2 separate regions of the Homo sapiens genome follow, and region 1 is linked to region 2. The links are chromatin loops, found by intact Hi-C in ENCODE. Cell type or tissue: heart right ventricle. All regions are shown on one strand. Links, peaks and the distances in the headings refer to the core of each region. The heading gives the core; the rest is flanking DNA. Region 1 overlaps CTIF (cap binding complex dependent translation initiation factor). Region 2 has its middle 50 kb from the start of CTIF.

What was found. Hi-C counts contacts between places; a loop is a spot of excess contacts. Peaks named below come from ENCODE experiments on the same cell type or tissue, not always from the same donor. Only the 100,000 strongest peaks of a DNase experiment are listed, where the experiment ranks them.
Region 1: a loop joins it to region 2, with 2.1 times the contacts of the local background. A loop is called at or near these places in 11 of 110 quality-filtered maps.

The regions. Positions count from the first base shown.
Region 1 is chr18:48,585,134-48,593,465 of GRCh38, reverse strand. All of the region lies in intron 1 of CTIF (cap binding complex dependent translation initiation factor), which reads right to left. Among named protein-coding and RNA genes, the nearest start is that of CTIF, 50 kb to the right of the region's middle. In heart right ventricle, for the core only: no CTCF peak of the experiment used is centred there; a DNase peak (open chromatin) is centred at 3,195; H3K27ac peaks cover 4,441 bases.
Region 2 is chr18:48,484,830-48,493,161 of GRCh38, reverse strand. No RefSeq gene overlaps it. Among named protein-coding and RNA genes, the nearest start is that of CTIF, 50 kb to the left of the region's middle. In heart right ventricle, for the core only: no CTCF peak of the experiment used is centred there; a DNase peak (open chromatin) is centred at 4,441; H3K27ac peaks cover 3,057 bases.

The DNA.
Region 1 (8,332 bases), core at 45-8,044, 100 kb before region 2:
GAGCTTGCAGTGAGCCGAGATCGCGCCACTGCACTCTGGCCTGGGCGACAGAGCGAGAGTCCGTCTCAAAAAAAAAAAAGAAAAAAAAAAGATTTCTAGTTACATATTATTAATATCAATAATGATGACAATAATGAGGATAATTTTGCTTTAATTCAACCAAGTCCTTCAAATGCACTACAAACTTGCCCTTTTCTGCGAAGTCTTAAGAATCCCAGCGGAGGTGTTGACGCCCCTGCTCTCCATCTTGGGTGCGTTCCCCAGCTGAGGGTCTCCCGGGCATTTCTGCCAACTGTACACTGACCAGAGGGAATCTCCGCCTGAGCTTCCTCCTGCACCTTGAATGCTGCCATGCTCCCACCAGATACAGAGCCCCCTGATGATGCCCAGGGTGAGAGGAACAGGAGAAAACTTCACAGGCATCCTCTAAAAATGTTCCTGCTCATCTGAAGGCAGGACATGGGCTGTATAGACACCAGCCCAGCTGTGGTTCCACTGCTTCTGGGCCTCCCAGATCCCCGCTGCCTCCATTCCCTGATCCGCGGCAGCCTGCCTCTCCGGAACAAGAGGAAGCCCCCAGATGTTTTGCAGCGATTCCCTTTGTTCCTCTTTCCCTGGGGCCCAAGGAGCTAAAGGCCACCTGTGAACGGCAGGCAGGCTTGGATTCTTCCCGGCTGATGAGAGCGATTAGTCCCCGCCACTCCCTGCTAATCGCTATCCTCAGCACTGCCAGGCAGAGGCCTGCACACAGTCTCCAACTGTTAACAATGACAAAAGTTGCGTGTCATGGGAATGACAGTGGCCGAGGCAGGCTCGCGCTGGTTATTAATCCACTCACTGCACTTGAGTGGTTGCCCACGCACAGCTTCTCCCATGAGGCCAAGCCCCAGCATCCACTCCTTGCCCACATGGGAACGGAAGGCCAGGGAGAGCTGTTTTCTTTTTCTTTTTCTTTTTTTTTTTTTTTTGAGACAGGGTTTCACTCTTGTTCCCCAAGCTGGAGTTCAATGGCGCAATCTCGGCTCACCACAACCTCTGCCTCCTGGGTTCAAGCGATTCTCTTGCCTCAGCCTCCCGAGTAGCTGGGATTACAGGCATGCGCCACCACACCCAGCTAATTTTGTAGTTTTTAGTAGGTTTCTCCATGTTGGTCAGGCTGGTCTCAAACTCCCAACCTCAGTTGATCCGCCCACCTCAGTCTCCCAAAGTGCTGGGATTACAGGTAGGTGTGAGCCACTGCACCCAGCCAGGAGAGCTATTTTCAAACCAACCCAGGAAGCTGGGGTCTCTCGGCAGCTAGAGAGCTTTACAATAAGGTATTCACTGGTATCTAGGTTAATTGGGTCAAGGGTGAGAACTGCTCCTAAAACCCACAGATAATACCGGGGTGTTTCAGTAGAAAAAGCACAGCACTGACCAGGCATAGTGGCTCACACCTGTAATCCCAGCGCTTTCCGAAGCAGAGGCAGGAGGATCACTTGCAGCCAGGAACTTGAGACCAGCTGGGGCAGCAAAGTGAGATCCCATCTCTACAAAAAAAGAATTTTTAAACTAGCTGGGCATGGTGGTGCATGCCTGCAGTACCAGCTGCTTAGGAGGCTGAGGTGGGAGGATTGCTTGAGCCCAGGAGCTGGAGGCTACAATGAGCTATGATTGTGCTACTGCACCCCAGCCTGGGCCACAGAGCGAGACCCTGTCTCTAAGAAAAAAGAAAAGAAAAGAAAAAGTGCAGCACCAGAAATGCAAAGGGCTGGGTAGGTCCATTACTTACTCTAACTATCAATTTCCAAGTCTGTAAAATGGGGTTACAAGTACTGGCCCTGCCTACCTGCCAGGGTTGCATGAGGAAATGCGCACCACAATGATAGCTATGTGAGTGGCTACTGGGAGCTAAGCCTTTAGCTGCACTCTCTTCAGTTCTGCCTCTAATCTGAAGAATGGATCCCTAGAAATGAGGAAACTGAGGCTCAGAAAGGTTCAGACACCAAGGTCACACAGCAGGTAAGGGCACATACTGGACGTGGGGCCAGGGACCTGCCAGGCTGGTGTTGACCTTTTCTTGATGCTGAGTCTGTCTTCTCCCATGTGTCCTGCTCAGAGCTCCAGGCCAGCCTGTTCTGTCCTTGTGGGCAGCCATTGCCTGGAGCGGTGGGTACCACATCAGAGGGTGGCCCATCCACAGCCAGCCTGGGACCCACAAGGTGGGGTGATGGGAAGACTGCCTTAGAAGAGTCAGGGTAATTATAATGAGTGAGGCCATCGGACTGCCTCCTGAGTAGATCTGAGCTATAGAACATGAGATGGGTCAGCCAGTCTCCATGGACAAGGGAGATGGATCAGTCACTAGACAGGAGCTGAGACGTGCTAGGAGCATCTTCCCACACTTCCCAGGTTGGTTTGGAAATAGCTCTCCCTGGCCTTCCCTTCCTGAGAGAGCAGGTCCCAGGGGCTTCCTCCATTTCTGAGATCTGCCTGTTTCAGTCCATATGCACCTTGCAACATGTCCCGTAATGCTGTGTCTGGCTGTGTCTGGCTGACTCCAACTCTCACTCCATGGCTGTTGTCCAAGTTCCTCTGGGAGAGGACTGATATTCACACTATGGGGTAAATGACTAACATAATAAGCAGGTCTCAGTGGTGGGGGCGGGGTGGAGGGTGAGGAGTGGCAGAAGCCAGTGGAGCCTGGGAAGTAGCACAGAAAGAGGGGCAGGAAGTCATCCGAAATGGATGTCTGCTTTTTCCCAATTTGCGTGCTCCCGAGGGTGTGGCCATCCTCTTCTGGTCTCTGGCGAAGGTGGTGCCTGGAGGGAGTCCCACCCTGATAACGGCCTGGCCTCCTGGGCAGCATGGTTCCAGGGAAGGGCAAAGGATTTGATGTCCAGAAGCCCAAATCTAGTGGCTCTGCCATTAACTGTGTGACCTTGGGCAAGTCACCGCCCTGGGCCACCCCAGTCTTTCTTCTCTGCAGAAAGGGTGCACTGGACTATGTCACTCCGAGGCCCTGTCCAGTTCTGATCCTTCCAATTCTGAGGTGTTTGCTCACTTTCTTCCCAGCCCCCTTTCCCACAGGCCTCCTGGTTGACACAAAGGCAGGGGCAGGCCAGTTCCGGGCAGGCCCAGCAAGGTCCATGCCCCTTGGGCACCAGCTGCGCTGCACAGCAGGCCCTGCTGTCCTAGCTCTGGCTCCGGGCCAGTGTTCTGCCCTTTCTGGCATCCAGTGTGGCCCCAGAGCAGCAGCTGAGGCTGGATTCCAGACTAAATATGGAGCCCCAGAGCCAGGCTTCTGCCTCATGAGGCTTGGGTCCCAAACTTCCACGGCTATGGACTCGCATACCACCACGCCCCCGCACCCCTGAAATGCTGATCCACAAACTCTGCACATGGGCAAAGGCCAGACACAGGTCAGGAGGGCCAGAGCAACAATGAACTTCCAGAGCAATCAGAAAAACAGCAGCACGAGGCACTCGCCTGTAAAGGAAAGCAGGGGCAGGCCTACCAGCTCAACCCAGCAGTGAGGGACGCATGACCGCACGTCCCAGAGCACGAACAAGCTTAGTTTCCAAAGGGGAAAATGACAAAAAGTGAAAGAATAAAAGTGATGCTTCCGTGAGGTGGCTCTGCCCCACCCTAGGCTGAAATGTATAATCTCACCTGGAAAGATGGCCCAGGTGACCTCTGTCCTCCATCTCCCAGCTCCCCCCACACAAAGAAGCATCCAAGACTAGCAAAATGTTTATTAATGATACAGGTCTTACAAATACAATGCTGAGAACTTTCAACCTCAAAGGCCAGCTAAATCCACCCACAAGGTGAACCAGTGTGACCCACACCTCACGGTCCCTCTCTAGCACCACAAAAACAAGTGACATGGACCACACTGCATTAGCTCAGCTGTGTCCTCCCTCCTAAAAGGCATGTTGGACCCCTAGTCCCTAGGACCTGTGAATGTGGCCTTATTTGGAAATAGGGTCTTTATAGATGTAAACAAGTTAGGATGGGGTCATACTGGAACCCTAATCCAGGGACTGGGGTCCTTATAAGAAGAGGGAAATTTGGACACAGACACACAAGAGGAGAGTACATGTGAAGATGGAGGCAGGCAGGGGACCGGCATAGCCCTGGATCTGCCAGCCCTAACATGCCAAGGACTGTTGGGAGCTGCCTCGAGCCAGGAGAAAAGCTGGAACAGACTCCCCCTGACGGCCCTCAGAAGGAAACAGCCCTACAGATACCTTCATTCTGGACTTCCAGCCTCCAGGACTAAAAGAATGAGTTTCTGCTGTCTTAAGCCCCCCAGGTTGTGATAATTCGTGACAATAGTCCTGGGAAACTCATACACGCAGGCATGAGAGTCCCTGCCACAAACCTCCAACGACGTGACCCAGCATTTGCCCCTTCCCAGAGCCCTGGTTTTCTTAAAAAGTTGGGCTGGATTTGCTCCGACATGCAGCCCAAGGGTCTTGGATCTACTTAACCTCTGGAGGATTATGGGAGACAGGGGCGCCGGGTACATGTAGAGAGGGAGGGGAAAGGGAAAAGTCCGGTGCCCTCAGCCACTGTGTGGCTGAGGAGGTGGCAGAACAATCAGAGGGAAAAGTCTGACCTTGATCAAGGATAAGTCCAGTTCAGCTGCGCAAGCCTGCATTGGGCCCCTCCTGAGATGGGGAAGGGTAAAGAGACAGCAGTGACTCCCGCAGGGAGCCCGCCACAGGACAGCGGTGTTCTTTGTTTTAAATTTGGATCAAAGCAATAAAGGAAGACTGGGAGCAGGAGAGACTGTAGGAGGCCAGACCTCAGAAGATGCAGCCAGGAGAAGGAAGGACGGATGTGGAGCGAGCCGGGCAGGGGCAGGACAGACAGGTCAGGGAGGGTGGGGGCAGGGGTCAGGAGAGGCAGGATGCCATGTGTTTGGGGGATCAGCTAGGTGACAGGAAAGCCAGACAGGGACTGTGGATGAGGATCGCGAGCTAGATTTGGGACCACATGGTCTGAGACATCTGAGGTCCAGAGGTCCCTAAGGCAGCCAAGTGGGAGCTGGATTGGGCTCAGAAGACAGGCCTGGTGTGGAGCACACAGGTGCCAGGCAGGGCCACCTGAGAGGGCCAGAGGGTCTAGGAAGAGAGCAAGTGGAGAAGTGGCTGGGATGAAACCCCACCTTTGACAGGCCACAGAGAATGGGTTCTGGGGAATGCTGGAAAGCATGAAAGGCCTGGGGTGGTAGAGAAAGTGGAATCAGGGAGAGTGGGCTGGGGGGTGTCCTCTGTGGGAGAGGCCATGAGGATGCGAGCAAGGAAGAATGCCCATGGAGCTGCCACTTAGGAGGGTCCCAGTAATTCCCGGCTCCCCACAAGGCACAGAGGTCCTCGAAGGGTTGCTCAGTTCTGAGCCTCCCCGGGGAGATGCCCCATAAACAGTTACTGAGAAAGGAGAGAAGGAAAAGGTGGGATGAGCCAAGAGAGTAATTTAACCACATTTTCCCACTGTCAAGCACATCCATGCCTTCTCTCAGTGACTCCACAGACCCCAAGATGCCTTTGGTAAAATGGAGAAAGGCGATTGGCTGTGTGTAAGTAATCCTCTTTTCAGACACACGTAAAACAGCATAAATCAGGTAGAAATTTGATGGAATGCAAAAACGTCAAAATGGATTTTGTTTTTCATAACCCAGATGCTAAAGAAAAAATCTAAAACTAACCTGTCTTACAGGTGTCATAATCTTTTGGGGGAAAAAAGAAAAATACAGCTAAAACTCGAACTTGCAGATATTTAGAGCTGAGAATGACCTGGAAGTTTACTTAGTCACAGCCTCTCCTTTTACAGATGAGAAAAGTGAGGCCCCAAAAAGCTGGCTTGCCCACAGTCATGCCATGCATTAGTAACACAGCCAGGACTAGAACCCAGGCCTCTGAACTCCCTCCCAGGCCTCTGCTATCCGGCATGCCACAGCACAGACCAGACCAATGCCAAGCAAAATCAGATTCCATGCAGAACACCATGATGCCCACAGTGGTAGCTGGGAGGTTTAATTGTATTAAAAATTGTACCCTCAATGGCTTGGAGTTTTCGTTATTATTTTTAAAAGTGGCAGCCAGGCGCGGTGGCTCATGCCTGTAATCCCAGCACTCTGGGAGGCCGAGGTGGATGGATCATGAGGTCAGGAGTTCGAGACCAGCCTGGCCAACATAGTGAAACCCCATCTCTACTAAAAATACAAAAATTAGCCGGGCATGGTGGTGCGCACCTGTAGTTCCAGCTACTCAGGAGGCTGAGGCAGGAGAATCGCCTGAACCTGAGAGGTGGAGGTTGTGGTGAGCTGAGATCATGCCACGGCATTCCAGTCTGAGCAACAGAGCAAGACTCCGTCTCAATTAAAAAAAAAAAAAAAAAAAAGAATGTGGCTTAGTTCACTTTTTACAACACTAGAGTGGCCACAGTGGGTTGTGTAGGTTGTACAGCTGTGTTCTGAACAGGGGAGCCTGGCTAAGGGACCCAGGACAGGTTGAACTTACCTGGGTGCCACTCACTAAGCCCTAAACTTAGGATGGTGCTGTATGAGACAGGGAAGAAGCAGTTTTTCTAATGTTCCCAAAGACACTGTGTAGGAGTGGTGGCCTGATACCGCTTTGGAGTGAATCTGTTCCAAGCCTCTGAGTCTGGGTAGAGATAATATTTTTTGAAAACTGGAAACTAAGGAGGTACCCTATAAATTAAGACTCTAACTAAAATAAAAGAAAGACATAAATACATCAAAAATAGCAAAATGAGCAGAGCATAAAAAGCAAATTTATAAAGGAAGCAACAGAAACAGGTTATAAATTCCTGAAAAATCTTCGCAGTGACTAACCAAAGAAATGCAAAGGAAACTTTGGTACAATTTTACATCTATCAAATTTAAGGCCGGGCGTGGTGGCTCACGCCTATAATCCCAGCACTTTGGGAGGCCGAGGTGGGCAGATCACTTGAGGTCAGGAGTTTGAGACCAGCCTGGCCAACATGGTGAAATCCTGTCTCTACTAAAGATATGAAAATTAGCCGGGCATGGTGGCATACGCCTGTAATCCCAGTTACTTGGGAGGCTGAGACAGGAGAATCGCTTGAATCAAGGAGGTTGTGGTGAGCTAAGATTGAGCCACTGCACTCCAGCCTGGGCAACAGAGCGAGTCTCTGTCTCAAAAAAAAAAAAAAAAAAGTAAAAGTGTGGAAAGGAATGCTGATCGCCATTGTTGGGGAAACAAGTGCTCTCTGTCCGCTAACGGTAGTGAAAACATGTGCAACCTATCTTCTGCTGGGCAATTTGGCACGAGTATTTTAAAACTCGTTAAATATATGTAGAACCTAGAAATAACCAAAGATGCCTTTGACATTTCACTTACAAATATGTCTCTAGGAAAAGTGAGGGCAGAGGCCACCACCCCTGCGACAGGCATCCTCATCGCATATTTAGCTCTTGGAATCAGCATCGCCACCATCACAACACACAGAAGCAAGAGTTCACCCAAAGGGAAAACATTTGCAAGTTATTTTTTAAAACTCAACTATAAAGATTTATGAAATTGAGGCAGGAAAACAAAGCATCAGAAAAGAATCTATATGAAACAGAAAGGGAGGCACATCTGTGAGTAGCAGGCGTGCTCAGTGGCTGGGTCGACGGCTGAAACGCTCTGAGCCGATTCTGTCCCTGGGAGGTGGGAACAGTGGTCAATGCCCCTTAACAAAGTCCCAGAGAACCTCTTCAGGCTGGAGTATATTGCAGTGCTTGGATGCTCTAGCCCCTCCTAGGGATGGGATGAAAATGCCAAGTGTCCCTGTCCACAGCTTCATGTCTTAAAAATGTAGATTCTTCAAAGAGTTTTGGAGGATGCGCCACCTGCCAAGTCTCCAGGGGAAACAGTACTGTCATCCTTCCCAGCAGGTCACCCCCAGTGTGTGGATGGTGTGGGTGTCCAGGCTGTATTCCCAGGCCCTATCTCAATCACACAGAACACCATGGGATCCTCTGAATGGCTTCAGCAATGAATGCCACACACTGGCACTTCTCAAACTCTCCTTAAGGCTAGGACAGGGCAGGAGCAAGACTGCTACCCTTGGGGATCCAGAGGTAGGGTTAAGAGAAGCCCACTTTCCCCACTTTCTAAAAGGTGAATGTTTTGTCGTCAATATCCAAATGAGTTTTACATTCTGCTCTCTATCCATCCCTATATTTCAACATAAAGATAGATTTTCTTGCACGATCTTCAAATGGTGTTAACACCCCAAGAAGATGCAGCACTTTTACCCGGCAGCTTGGTCTGCCCTGGCACATGACAATGCTCTGGGTTTGAGAAATGTGGCT
Region 2 (8,332 bases), core at 163-8,162:
GAGGTGGATCCTGTTTCCCCACTTCTTGAATCAGGGCTGGCTTATGACTTACTTTGAACGAAAGAATGTGACAGTGTGCCAGTTCTAAGCCTAGGTCACTGCCATGGGGAAAAAGCCTGGGCTGGCCTGCTGGAGGATGAGAGACACCATGTGGAGGAGAGGCGAGGCACCCTAGACCACATCCCATTAACTCACACAAGCAGAGCCACCGTCAACCTGCCGCTGACCACAGAATCATGAAGGACCCCAGCAAAGACCGGAAGAGCCACCCAACTGAGCCTAGCTTAAGTTGTTAGCCTACAGAATTGTGGACTAAATAAATGGTGGTTGTCTTAAGCCACTAAGTTTTGGGATGATCTGTTTCCTAGCAGTTAGATAACTGATACTCCTATTATGACTGAAGTACTTTATAAATACTAAGCATACTAGCTTTGAAGATAGATCTGATTTTGAGTCCTAGCTCCACAACTTACTAACTGTGTGACCTGGGACAGTTTTTAAAAACTGTCTCTGTTCAGATTTCTCATCTATAAAATGGATACAATAATAGTACTTATGGAATTTCGCTAAGATAAATGAGATTATACATGCAAAGTAACTAGCACAGTGCCTGGCATACAATAAGTCTTCCTTTATGGAGTTCATTATTATTACCACGAACAATACTCATGGTCCATCTTACAAAGTTGCAGCTGTTACACCTGTTTTATAGGAGAGGAGAGTGAAAGTCAGAAGGCTGACTTGTTGATGATAGCTGCCATACACAGAGGGCCCACGATATCCTGAAATTGTCATAAGCTGCATCTTCCAGTACTGGGGCCATAGGACCTGAAGGTGCAGCACAACCTAGGTGAGCCCAGGTGAGCTGAGACCAGGCTAGGGCCCGGGTGAGGAGAAGAGCCCACTCCCTCACCTCTTGGGGAGAACAGTGATGACTGGACCTGCAGACTTTCCAGATCAGTGTTCTGTCAGAAAGGAGCTGAGCCTGAGAGCAGGAGAGTAAGGAATGCCATAGGAAGGTGCTACTTCCTCCTCATTTCAGCTTTTACCAAAAGCTGAGAGGGAAGGGGGTCTGACAGGTGTAATTCTCTAGTCACTTTCTCATTCTGCTTCCCACAATTGGGTCATCTGCTACTGAGCCCCACAGGGCATGTTGTCTAGACTCTCTCCCACCCCAGTCCAGACAAAGCCAGAATAATGAATCATAGGATAACTAGGTCTTGGACTCCATGTTCTTCCAAAAGTCAGAACAATCCCATCCACTTTCTTACCACCAAAATTGCACGCATATACATTTGTGGTACACTCACCCCCAGTTCCCTGCTCCCCGTCCCTCCCACTGTTTCTCCCTCTGCGTGCTCTATGTCTACACACACACACTTATGCATACACACAAACACACACACACACTTGCACACTATTTATCTTACCATAGTAGTATTTAGACTTTGGGTTTTCATTGTATACTTAATTTTTTGCAATATTATTTATCACTGCCTGTTATATTTCCTATTTATTTGTCTTCTTCAACTAAAATATAAACAGAATATCCAGGAGGGATATTTTGTTTCTGATGTAGCCCCAATGCCTAGAACAGTGCCTAGCACATAGTGGGTACTAAATAAATCTTTGTTGAATTGAGTGAGTGAATGAATGAATCATATGTGTGTATGTGTCAGGGTGGGGTGGGGAGGAATGGATGATAAGTGGAGAATCAAAATATCATGTGTTTTTAAAGCATCAAGACCCAGACAGGTTGAGTGTCCAAGGTCCTAGAACCTGTCAGTGGAAAGCTGAGACTAGCTCCCATGTTCCGCTGAAGTGGAGGTGAAGAGCCAGAGCTTATTGATGAAAAGCAGTTGAGAAATGTACTGCCATTTTCATTTTATTGATCGTTTTTGTCCCCTCTTGTAGATCAACACCAATCCCTAAACTGACTTGCCCACACACCAAAGATAGGCCTTGCTGTCCTGAATAGCTTTTTTTTTTTTTTTTTTTTTTTTTTGTGCACACTTAGGAAGAGATCATATCCTGGGTGTGCTACTATACAAATCAGGGTGATGTGTTCTGCCTTCCAGGAGGCTCTTGGAACAGTGACAGCACAAGCTTACTATTCCATTTTCATATTTGAACAACTTTGAATGAAGTGTCTTGACTGGAGCTGTTTTTAGAAACAATAATAAGAATGCTTTCCCCTCCTTTTTCCCACTTTGTTGTTAAACTAGCCTTCCTCTCTCCCCCTTTTCCCTCCTCCACATTCTCTGGAAAGTGTTAGTTTCAATCTCCACCCAAATGCATATGGGAGCTTCAGCAGGGAGTGCAGAGTGATGGTCTGAAAGTGTGGGGAACCAGAAGATTCCACTGACTCAGGCCTCAGCCAGACTGGGTATGCGCCTGAGAACTGTCAAAAGAGAACACACAGACCAAGTTACAGTGTTTCCCCCAGTCATGGTATGCTGGCACTTGTGGGTAATTTAGAAACCCAGATATGGGAATTTTTCATGTTGTCCTTGTAACATCTCATCTCTTCCATCCAAGGTTTAATCATCTATCTTTCAAGCTCTGGGTTTTATCAGAATTGTTGTATTGTTTCCATTCAATTCAATTCCTGTTTATTGAGCAAACTGTAAAGGAAAACTCTAATTTGGCCAAGGTATAAGTTAATTGGAACAGTTAAATAACAAAACAATCTGGTACATACCCCTCTTGTTCTCAGTAATAATTCCTAATGCTTACAATATTGCCCGACCCATGTTAGGGACTTGATAAATATTTGTTGAATGAATGAATGAATATGCTAAGTACCGAAAGGGGGCAGTGCCTCCATTAGGTTTCTTAACGTCTCCTTGGGTGACCCACAATATTTTCCCAATTGTCTCCTGCCCTCTAGCACTCTTCCAAACTAATCCATTCTCCACTTGACTGCCACTGTAATCTTTATAAACTGAAAATTTGCTTGTGTCATGCCCAGGTCTAAAGTACTTTAACTTTCCATCATGGCTCTCCAGTGCTCTCAGGACAAAGTTTATTTATTTTTATTTTTTGTTTTAATAAACAATATGTATTTCTTAGATTTTTAATTTCTAATTTTTATGGGTCCATAGCAGGTGTATCTATTTATTGGTACATAGGATAAAGTTTATTATGTCATTCATTTATTCACTGAACTGAAGGTCTCCTGAGGAAAGATCACCACTGAGCCTTGGGCAGAAATTCTCAGCCTGGGGGCTGTGAGGACACACAATCAGATACCTTCTTTTATTATTGAGTGCCCAATGTAGAGATAGACAGCCACTGATCTAGAAACATATGGAAAAAAGGCGTATAACATTATAAGGGTATATGCATATAAGGGTATATGCAGCATGCAGCAGACAAAGCCTGCTTGTGAGAGGTAATGCTGGAAGTGAGCATTTCTTTTCTGAGAAGGCCATTCCAGGACAGGCTCCACCCAAATCAGGGATAAACCAACAGAGAGAGAAGCCGTGCCATTTCACCACTTAGTGTCATATCATCCTTCCCTGGGCAATAAAATCCCCCAGGTTAGCCTCCTGCCCTCTCCTGGAATTTCCTTGTCACAATCTGGCTGATTTTGGCTTTGGCCAAGCCTCTTTTCTGGGGAAGTTGTCCAACGGAGCTTGCCTGGAGAAAAGTGTGTATTGCATTGTTGCATATCCAACCTAGGAGAGTCAAGAAAGCAAACCTCAGGCAACACACCCAGAACTCAGTGGGTCAGAATAGAGCAGGAGTGGAAGGCTCCAAGAAAGAGATGTCTGAGAAAGATATCTGATATTATTTGTGGTAATTAAGACATCTTAACAATGGAATTAAGATGAACAATGCAAGGGAAAAAAAAGATAACTAGCAATTTCAAAATTCTGTGCAAGAAAGGAGTACTTCCTGGTACAAAGCTGACCTTCAGGAGCCAGCTCTCTGCTTGGGGTGAAAAGTGTAAACATGCATAAATAGTTATTAGTTAAGTTTCTGTCTCTTTTTCCCCCTTGCTCAGGACCCTCTTCAGCCAGCAGGTCTTAGTTCTGTCCCCAGCACAGCTTGCTCATTCAGGTCCTTAGTGACCTCCCAGTCTTGACACCTCTTCCCCTAGGACATTTACAATCCCACTGACCCCTTAATGCCCATATTGTATTTCTCAAGATGTCTCCCTGAACCATTCCACCCCAAAGGGATATCATTCTCTTCTGAAATTCATTAGCACCTATACTCTTAAGGAAGTTATCACTAACTAGTCAAGATTTTAAATAGTCTTTTAATGGGTATATATCTTCTGCAACCTTCCAAAGGGAAAGGGTACCCCTCTTCTTAGGCACACCAGGGACCTAACAGAGTATGCTCAGTCAACATTTATCCACTGGTTGATGATTAATGCCTGAGCCATGTGGCAGGGCTCCAAACATCACAGGCATTCCAGGAAGGAATGCAGAAGCTGCTAGCTATGTTATCTCACCAAGTGAGCTCAAGATAATGTAGAAAGCTGGATGGAGGCCAGCCCTGGTCCAAATCTCTGTGAGTGCCCTTTTTGTCTCTTAAGAAGGCTATTATACAGACCCTGACCTGGGTGACAAAATTCCTGAGGCTAGAGGCCTCCCCTCCCCCTAGAATTTCCAAGTCATAGTCTTGTTGATTTCTGCTCTGGCCAAGACCCTCTCCTGTGGATGACGTTTGTGTGAGGATGGCTGACAATGAATGTAGACCGTGCTGTTGTATATATATCAGATTAGGCAGCAGCCGGCACAGGTGGTCCTGACCTGGCAGTGGACTCTGAGTTGCTGCTGAAGTCCCCAGCTCCTTCCTGACTGTCGACTTTTTATGTCTTCATTGAGTACCTCTTAACCTTCTCAGTATGTAGTTCTTTGTCATAGATCTAAGTCTTTGATTTCACAGGACACGGGCAATACAAACTGGCTGGCTTCTCGGTGACCACATGCCCCCAGTACCCCTGCGTTCTTGCCTTGGTCCTATCTGGGGAAATGTTTTCCCTGACCCAGGGGAGCAACCTGGTTAGAGTAGAATAGAGTCAAGCAGGGTAGGCCAACCTGGGTAAGCTGAATTGTTGTGGAGGAGGTGGTGGGTGATGGTGATGTAAGAGGCCTTAGCTAACATTTAGTTCAACCCTCTTGTCTTACAGATGAGGAAACTAGTGCTCAGTTTTAATTAATTTCAGTCACAATATAAATTCATTTAATCTCAAGAGTTAGAAAGACACTTAAAATTCTTGGGAGGAAGTCATGTCATTCAATAATTCATCCAATGCTCGGCTGAGCATGATGGCTCATGCTTATAATCCCAGCATTTTGGGAGGCCGAGGCAGGCAGATTACCTGAGATTAGGAGTTCGAGACCAGCCTGGTCAACATGGTGAAACCCCTTCTCTATTAAAAATACAAACATTGGCCAGTCATGATGGTAGGTGCTTGTAATCCCAGCTACTTGGGAGGCTGAGGTAGGAAAATCGCTTGAACCTGGGAGGCAGAAGTTGCAGTGAGCCAAGATGGCGCCATTGCACTCCAGATTTGGGCAACAAGAGCGAGACTCCATCTCAAAAAAAAAAAATAATAATAATAATAATAATAATTCATCCAATGCTTGAGTCCTTTTCACAGTGTCCTGGCCACGTAGTTTTCTCAATCGTGCTTGAAAACCTCCAGTGGCAGATATCTTACTACCTGCTCATCACATATTCAGACAACTTTGGTTATTTAAAAAGTGAGTTAAAGAGCTGGAACTGGACACCAAAACTCCTGCATCTTTTTCCAGTATTCTCTCCCTTCTACCAGGCTGATGCTCAGTTCTTTTGAGGAACCCCAAGGGATAGAGGCATGAAAGATAGCTGCCTACTTCTCAGGGGAGAGAGGCCAGAAAAACTCAGAGGGGAAGACTTTAGGGTGACAGGGAAGAATCCCCTCTGTGTTCTCTGATTTAGCTGGGGCACAGTTTTCCTAAAAGAAGAGAGAGACAAGGAGAGACAACAAGGAGAGTGGAAACCCCGTTTAAATCATTCCCTTACTAATGATGTCTTAGAATGTAAGAAAAGACACCGTTTTAGTACTCTTTTAGGAGACTGTTTGGTGTGGTACTTATAAACTAGAGAGAAACTCCAAAGTCAGAGCTCCTTGGGTAGGAATGTTGCAACCTTATCTCCTGCAATGGTGGAAAAAAATTAATGGTCAAATGGATATTTACAGAATGTCTCACGGGTCCCAGATCTGTGCTAGGTTACATAAACACCCTCCCACTTACTCCTCATAATAACCTTGTGATGTGGGGGACAATAAGGCTGTAAATCTAAGTATTTGCTTAAAGTTTTACAATAAGTGATTGAGGAAGGAATAAATCCAGACTTCAAGACTCAGAGAAGAGCAAAAGCTTTTCCTGCTCTGAGCTTCCTTTTTGTGGATCCTGGCACAGTAGAAAACAGACTTGTACTCTCATGACCATTATTATGGGGTTCCTGGAGTCATTGTAGGGGTGTGGAGAGCTGCTAGAGATTAAAAAAATGGAGACAGTCAGCCTCTTTGGGGCTGGCTTCTAGAAGTGGCCATTATAATAGGGTAGAAACATGTGGTTGTCTTGGAAAGGAAAACTCTTGTGAACTAAAAAGTATTGGAGAGCTATGGATTAGAGGAAGAGCAGGATGAGAAGGGAAGCTGCCTGAACCCTGAGAAGGAAGCCCTTTTAGTTTCCCAGGGTGAGAGGCTAAGGAAGGTCCCCAGACACACCCCTCCATCATGGCCAGGGCTGGCTGGGGACACAGCTTTGGAAACAACAGTGTGCTGGTAGCTGAAGAGAGCCAGGCCTTCCTGAGGCTAGGAAGGATGAGAAATCTGTTCTTGCCATCCCCACTTTCATTCATTCATTTGCTTGTTCATTCAACAAATATTTACTGAATATCTATTGTGAGAGGCCCCTGTCAACCCTCTTTAGCCCATGGTACCCTGATGCATTCCTTTGATGTCTCAAAGCTGGTAACACCCATTATCTGGATCTCTGGTCCAGGACTCATACCTGAGAAGTTGTCTTGTCTACTGGTATAACACACCACTCCCAGACTTAGTGACTTAAAACAGACAGTATTATCACTTATGATTTTGTTGGCTGGTTGGGCTCAGCTGGGTGATTCTTACTTAGGATCTCGTACGTATTTTCAGTCAAATGGCAGCTGGTCGTAGAGTCATCTGAAGGCTTGAATGAGCTGACACCTGAAATGGCTCACTTACATGGCAGATGATGCCGTTGGCTGGGAGATGGAGCTGTTGACTGGAAAGCCTGCGTGTGGCTGTCCATGTGGCTTGGACTTCTCACAGCATGGTAATGGGCTTCCTAGGGAAAGTGTCCCAAAAGCAAGGATTCTAAGAGTCCAAGGAAGAAGCAGCAAGGCCTCATGACTTAGCTCAGAAGCTCGAGCACATTACTTCTGCTGCATTCAAGTGTCAAGGAAGATGGCCCATATTCATATGGAGAGGAGCAAGACTCTTCTTCTTCTTCTTCTTCTTTTTTTAGACAGACTCTTGCTCTGTCTCCAGGCTGGAGTGCAGTGGCGCAGTCTCAGCTCACTGCAACCTCCACTTCCCAGGTTCAAGTGTTTCTCCTGCCTCAGCCTCCCAAGTAGCTGGGACTACAGGCACATGCCACCACACCCAGCTAATTTTTGTATTTTTAGTAGAAATGGGGTTTCACCATGTCATCCAGGATGGTCTCGATCTCTTGACACTGTGATCCACCCACCTCGGCTTCCCAAAGTGCTGGGATTACAGGTGTGAGCCACCACGCCTGATCTCTACTTCTTAATGTAAGACATACTACTGTAGTACAGGGAGTCCAGAATTGTTTGAGGCCACCACGGAAGTCTGACCTTTGGCTCTGACAATTTATGAACTTCCATATGCGTAATACACTTACCCTCCCATAATCACCAAAAGTCTTCTTCCATTTCAGCACTTGCTCTATATCTTCATTAAATCAAATCCAAGTGTGACTGAAGCTCCTTAAATGTGTGGGGGTTTGGGGTTTTGTTTTTTGGTGTAGCTCCTTGGGTATCATTTTTTTCAATCTAAAGACCTGTGAAATAAACATGAGTTATTTTCACCCCACACACCCAACATAAGATGGCAATGCAGGGATAGGATAACTGCAATGAACCCTTCTCTTCAGAGAGGCAAAGAATGGGCAGAACAAAGCAGTGTCTTGTTCATAGCGATGCTGAAATACAGCCACACACATTACCAGTTTTTAAAAATAAGAGTTTAATTCTGCTCCGAGGAAGTGGTCCACCATCACTGTGGTAGGAAAAAGGCCCCAGGGGCTCTTTTTATTTT